Linked DNA regions of Homo sapiens: region 1 is linked to region 2. Evidence: chromatin loops called from intact Hi-C (ENCODE). Cell type or tissue: mammary epithelial cell. All regions are shown on one strand. Links, peaks and the distances in the headings refer to the core of each region. The heading gives the core; the rest is flanking DNA. Region 1 has its middle 38 kb from the start of LINC03139. Region 2 has its middle 44 kb from the start of SPOCK2.

Region 1 (2,910 bases), core at 248-2,747, 130 kb before region 2:
TGGGCATAATCCATGCTTCTATATAAAAAGATAGTAATATATTTCTCCCAATCCATTTCACACAATGGTAGCCAGCTCTGAACACAATTCTGCCCTTCTGGCACATTCTACTTGTTTTGTTTCAGACACAGGGTATCTCTGTCACCCAGACTAGAGTGCAGTGACGTGATCTCGGCTCACCTCAGCCTCGACCTCCCAGGCTCAAGCGATCCTCCTACCTCAGCCTTCCAAGTACAAACTACAAACAGGAGCCACCACATCTGGTTAATGTTTTTTCGTGTAGAGAGGGGGTCTCCCTCTGTTGCCACCTCCTAAAATGCTAGGACTACAGGCGCGAGCCACCATGCCTGGCCCTTCTAGCACACTTTAATTTTTTTTTTCCTGGTATTTTCACAAAGATGGAATGGCATATTTTAAAAGTAAAGATACTAAGAATAAAACACAATATTGTAAGCTTTATAAATGGGCCCCAAAATATTTTCCCAAGATGTTTTTTAATTAGTCCCCAAAGATGGAAGAAAAGAGAAGTAACTAATGTTAACATGTTATATCCTCTATCTTTGATTGTCTGTGGACAAGTGACTGTCAATGGCAGAGACGCAGGACAGAGGGAGAGGCGTGACCCTGCCACCCATGTCCTGCTAAGGCCACGTCTGTAGCCAGCCCTGTTCTCCAAGAGGAGATGCCCCTTCACCTCCCAACCTTGGCCAGGGCTTATTTTTATCCACCCCAATCACCAGCTAGCCTGGCAGCCCTATAATTTGGGAGTCTGGCCACCCCTGTACTATATAATTCCCTGGCAGACCTTCAGACCTTAGGTTGGCCCCTTTGACTTGCATTTTGGTGATGCTCTGTGGCCAGAAGTCTCTTCGGCAAATTAGGGGTCAGAACTTGGTGCAGTGGAGTCAAAATGGGGGAGGGAGTCTGGGGCCTTTGGATTTTTTGCAATCGTCTCACTTCCACCATCAAATTGCATCTGGCCGTCCTGGAAATATGAGTGTACCACCACTTCTCAAAGGAGACCAGTTGGTGCTGAGAGTGGGGCTTGCTATAAAAAGGTGAGGCCGGATCAGGCGTGGTGGCCTGTAATCCTAGTACTTTGGGAGGCCAAGACAGGTGAATTACTGGAGGTCAAGAGTTCGAGACCAGCCTGACCAACATGGAGGAACCCTGTCTCTACTAAAAATATGAAAATTAGCCGGGCATGGTGGCACACACCTGTAATCCCAGGAACTCAGGAGGCTGAGGCAGGAGAGCCACTTGAACCAGGGAGATGGAGGTTGCAGTAAGCCAAGATCGTACCACTGCACTCCAGCCTGGGTGACAGAGCAAGACTCTGTCTCAAAAAAAAAAAAAAAAAACCTGAGGCTGGAGGAGCAGCATGGGGGGCCGGTGGCTCAGGTGCTGAGGCAGCCTTCAGTAAAGCCCATCCCTGTTTCTTGGGCACCATCACTTTAGAGAGGCAGAATTCCTCTGCAGCCTGTCTTAGATTGATCATGTGGCTACATGCTGTCATGCCTCAAGGAAGACACTAGGGGTCCTTTATATGCCTGTCAAGGTTGTTTCACTAAAACTCAGCTTCCATCCTACCTCTCCTCCAGAATCCACAAAATAAAGCCCTAGCTCCTTAGGAAGAAGGGAATCTAGTATGTGTTAAATTGAAATGGAGGTCAGGCCTGAAGAATCCCCGAGCAGATAAAACCAGTTCGGCATCATAAATGATCTAAGCCTTGCTTGATTTACAAACATAAGTAAAACTGAACTTAAGCTATTTCTTGTAAATGCTTATATTAAAGAAAAACAGAAGTTGAACTTAACCAATCAGAAGCAGCCAACAAGCTTATAAGGCTGAGGCAGACGGATCACCTGAGGTCAGGAGTTCAAGAACAACCTGGCTAACATGGTGAAACCCTGTCTCTACTAAAAATACAAAATTAGCCGGGTGTGATGGTGCATGCCTGTAATCCCAGCCCCTACCTGGGAGGCTGAGGTAGGAGAACTGCTTGAACCCAGGAGGCAGAATTTTCAGTGAGCCGAGATCATACCACTGCACTTCAGCCTGGGCAACAGAACTTGACTCTGTCTCAAAAAAAAAAAAAAAAAAAAGGAAAAAAAAGAAAGTGACATTCTTTACTTACCACAGGTCAGGAACCCTGCAAATGGACTGTGTAGACAAGATATGAGGCCAGTTTTCCCAAGGGGCTTTTATTGACTTTATAAGTCAAATTTGATTCCTTAAAGGAAAGCACACCATTCCAGTCAAAGCCTTGGTAAAATAATCAATTTATCAAATTGTGTCCTGTTGCAAAAGAAAACAGATTCTTATTGCACTTGTGTAAATTACTATTTTGCCATAAATTAAGAATACTCACAAATAGCTTCCAAATTTTGGAGAAATCAGGTATGTTCCAAATTTTGTTCACAGGGATATATTTTATTCAATTGCTACAAGCTGTAAATAGCTTAAAAGTTTTCTTGACTCTGAAAAATAAAACAAAGGATCAGCAATGTTTTAACCAAAAAGTCAGAAAGATTATTCCATGCTATTAACTCCTGTTCTGCTTGGTATTCATGAACATTTCAGCTGTACATGAGAGTCCTGAATGTTTTTTCTCTATTCTAATGTCACAGTCTCCAAAGTTATCAGAAATCTGCATTCAAGAGCACCTGTTAAGAGTTCTATAGTTGATTATAAAACTACCTTTTGAAGAGGATTGAAACAAGACAGCAATTGTCTGTGAATGACAAAAGGTCTTTGGGCCTCCATTAAAGCCACAATTGACTAGGAATTTTGGTTATTTCTGTGGCATACAACAATTTACTTAACAATTATAACTACTAATAACATACACTAAGTTGTACAAGAATTATAGAGTTTCCTGTAATTTTGGAACACATACCAATTACATA
Region 2 (2,910 bases), core at 304-2,803:
CTCAGTGTCAGAGACCCCTCACCGTGAGGGTTCAGCTCTGACCCCCACTAGGGCGTGCAGAAGCAATGCCCAATCAGGAACAAGACCAGCACTTTAAATTAGACAGGACTCATTCAGAAAACTATGTCAGCAGAAAAACAGAGAATCTTCTCAAGATATCTCCAAGGGGTAGAAATTGGGGCATTTGGCTTTCCCCAGCTGATAGCAGTGTTTGGGTGGAAAGTAACATGCCTTCATATTCAGGTCAAACTGGTACAGATTCCTCAGCAGTTCCCAATGAACTCTACGGGGAATGCAAAGAATGTTCTAATGAGGAAGGGGTCAGGAGGCCTGGGCTCTGGTTCTCTGTTGCCAATTTGCTGTGTGATTGGGATGAGTCCTTAGCCCTCTCTGGGCCTCAGTTTCCTTGGCTGAACAGTAAGGAAGCTGTTTGGGGTGAGCTCTGGCAGGCAGGAGCCTACTGTCCTCACTCTCCTGCAGGGCTGGCAGGGAAGGGAGAGAGATAGGCTGGGTGAGAAAGGGTCTCTGGGGAAAGGAGGAGAAGAGGGGCTTTCCTGGGGCTGATAGAGGCAGGGGAGCATCCGTGCAGAGGTGACACGGGGCGCCGAGGGGGAGGTTCCGCTGTGGTTAGGAGCTGAGTTCAGAACTCACACTTGGGTTTGGATCCTGGCTGTGCTGTCTACTTGCTGGGTGACTTTGGGCAAGCAGCTTAACCTCTCTGGGTCTGTTTTCTTATCTGCAATATAGATGAAACGGCCATCCCTATCTCACGAGGGTGCTCTAATTAGATGAGGCAGGGCCTATGAAAGGCAAAGGTGGTCAGGATGATTGAGGGCAATGGCGCTTTGCGAGCTGATACTACCTTACAACAACCCTGAAAGGTGACACTGTCAATCCTTGAGCCCTGAAGAAATGGACAATCAGTGCAAGAAAGTGTCACCCAGCAAGAAAGTGAACAGGACCAAGCTCCCCTACTCCACGAGGGTTCCCCAGAGGCATGTACAATGGAAATTGACAACAGGAAAATCAGCAGCCCAGTCACCATTTGAAAAGAAGCTCATGGCCCGATGCAGTGGCTCACGCCAGTAATCCCAGCACTTTGGGGGCCAAGGCAGGTGAATCACCTGAGGTCAGGAGTTTGAGATCAGACTGGCCAATATGGTGAAACCCCATCTCTACTAAAAATACAAAAATTAGCTGGGCATGGTGACAGGTGCCTGTAATCCCAGCTACTCAGGAGGCCGAGGCAGGATAATCGCTTGAACCTGGGAGGTGGAGGTTGCAGTGAGCCAAGATCTTGCCACTGCACTCCAGCTTGGGCAACAGAGCGAGACTCTGTCTCAAAAAAAAAAAAAAGAAAAGAAAAAAAGAAAGAAAAGAAAGAAAGAAAAATGATGAAAGAACCACCCCCCACAAAAAAATGAAAGGGAGACAGACAGGAAAGAAAGGAGGGCAAGAAGGAAGGAAGGAGGGAGGAAGGAAGGAAGTGCAGACAAGCCCCTGACCCATAGCACTGCACACAGCCTCTTCCCAAATGCCCTGGTGCAACCATGCCAGGACGGCCTGGAGCAGCACCTGCTGGCCACTTCCCTGGCCGCACGGTGCTGGCATCCTCCCTGCAGTCCAGCAGCCGTCCTCCACTGGCCATAAAGGCCCCTTTCTCTGGTGGCTGTTTGTGTTGGGCCCTACCCACCTCCACGGGCAGCCTCCAGACACTGCTGGCAGGCACGAGGACACAGTCCCTGCCCGCTGCTGAAGGGCCGCCTTTGTGGACACATGAACCAGCCGGCTGGTGCACCCTGGCCCTTGGAAGCCAGCTGCTTCCCCCTCCTGCTCATCCAGGAGGTAAACAGGACCGACAGCCAGCCTCTGCCACGTTCCCAGCCCCCTCCCCACCCAGCTCTGCGAGGTCCTGAATCCAGGAATGAACACACAGCCCCTGTTCTTCCTCAACCCACAACATAAGTCACTGCTTCTCTGGCCAGGCAGCATGTATCACAGGCACCACTGACGCGTGCTGCCTGGAAACAGGGCCCAGTCCTGCTTCCGCAGGCCTCCTGGAGCTGTGGGTGAGGCAGGACCGGGATCCGCCTGGGGCCACAGCTAGGGACAGTTCCAAGGTGTATTTCTCATTTTTAAAACACTGCATGTATTTAAACATGCCCTGCCTTGTTCCAGAGAAGATCTAAAGCAGCTACAAGGACACATCAGATGCAACCAGTGTAAATGAAGACTCGGATGAAATGCTCAGAATGACTTTTTTTTTTTTTTTTAAGAGACAGGGTTTCACTCTGTTGCTCAGGCTGGAGTGCCGTGGTGGGATCCTAGCTCACTGCAGCCTCAAACTCCTGGGCTCAAGCAGTCTCCCTGCCTCAGCCTCCTTAGTAGAGACTATAGGTGCACGCCACCACACCAGGTCGAGATTTTGAGTATAGTTTAAAACAGAGGAACATCAGAAGCCATGTAAATGTTCAATGATAGGGAATTGATTAAATAAATTACAATATAGCCACACAATTCAATTCATAATATTTATTATGCAGTGATTAATACTGAAGTTATAGGTATAGAACCTAATTAATTTACTACTTATGTATTTATAGAACCTAATGGCAAGTTTGTATGTATAGGCCTAAGAGGATTTTTCCTCAAAGGGAGCTAGAAGTCTCATGACCTTCTTGAAATGACTATGGCCTCCAAGAAGTCAAGAGTCACAGTATAAACTCTATGTATTGTAAAATCCCACTTTTACGTATGTGTGTAGTCTGGGAGGCTGTACCACAAACTTCAAAGTGTCCTTATCTCTGAGTATTAGAATTGTGTATTTTTTCATCATTCTTCTACCAGCGTGATCTATGCCCTTATCATGGTAAGCCACAACTGTGGCCATACATCTTCAAGCAACCAAAG

The links. Peaks named below come from ENCODE experiments on the same cell type or tissue, not always from the same donor. Only the 100,000 strongest peaks of a DNase experiment are listed, where the experiment ranks them.
Region 1: it touches region 2 in a loop (7-fold over the local background); 18 of 110 quality-filtered maps call a loop at or near these places.

What each region holds. Positions count from the first base shown.
Region 1 is chr10:71,914,601-71,917,510 of GRCh38, forward strand. No RefSeq gene overlaps it. Among named protein-coding and RNA genes, the nearest start is that of LINC03139, 38 kb to the left of the region's middle. In mammary epithelial cell, for the core only: a CTCF peak has its summit at 1,536; no DNase peak of the experiment used is centred there.
Region 2 is chr10:72,042,926-72,045,835 of GRCh38, forward strand. No RefSeq gene overlaps it. Among named protein-coding and RNA genes, the nearest start is that of SPOCK2, 44 kb to the right of the region's middle. In mammary epithelial cell, for the core only: a CTCF peak has its summit at 1,580 (motif pointing left); a DNase peak (open chromatin) is centred at 2,036; H3K27ac peaks cover 960 bases.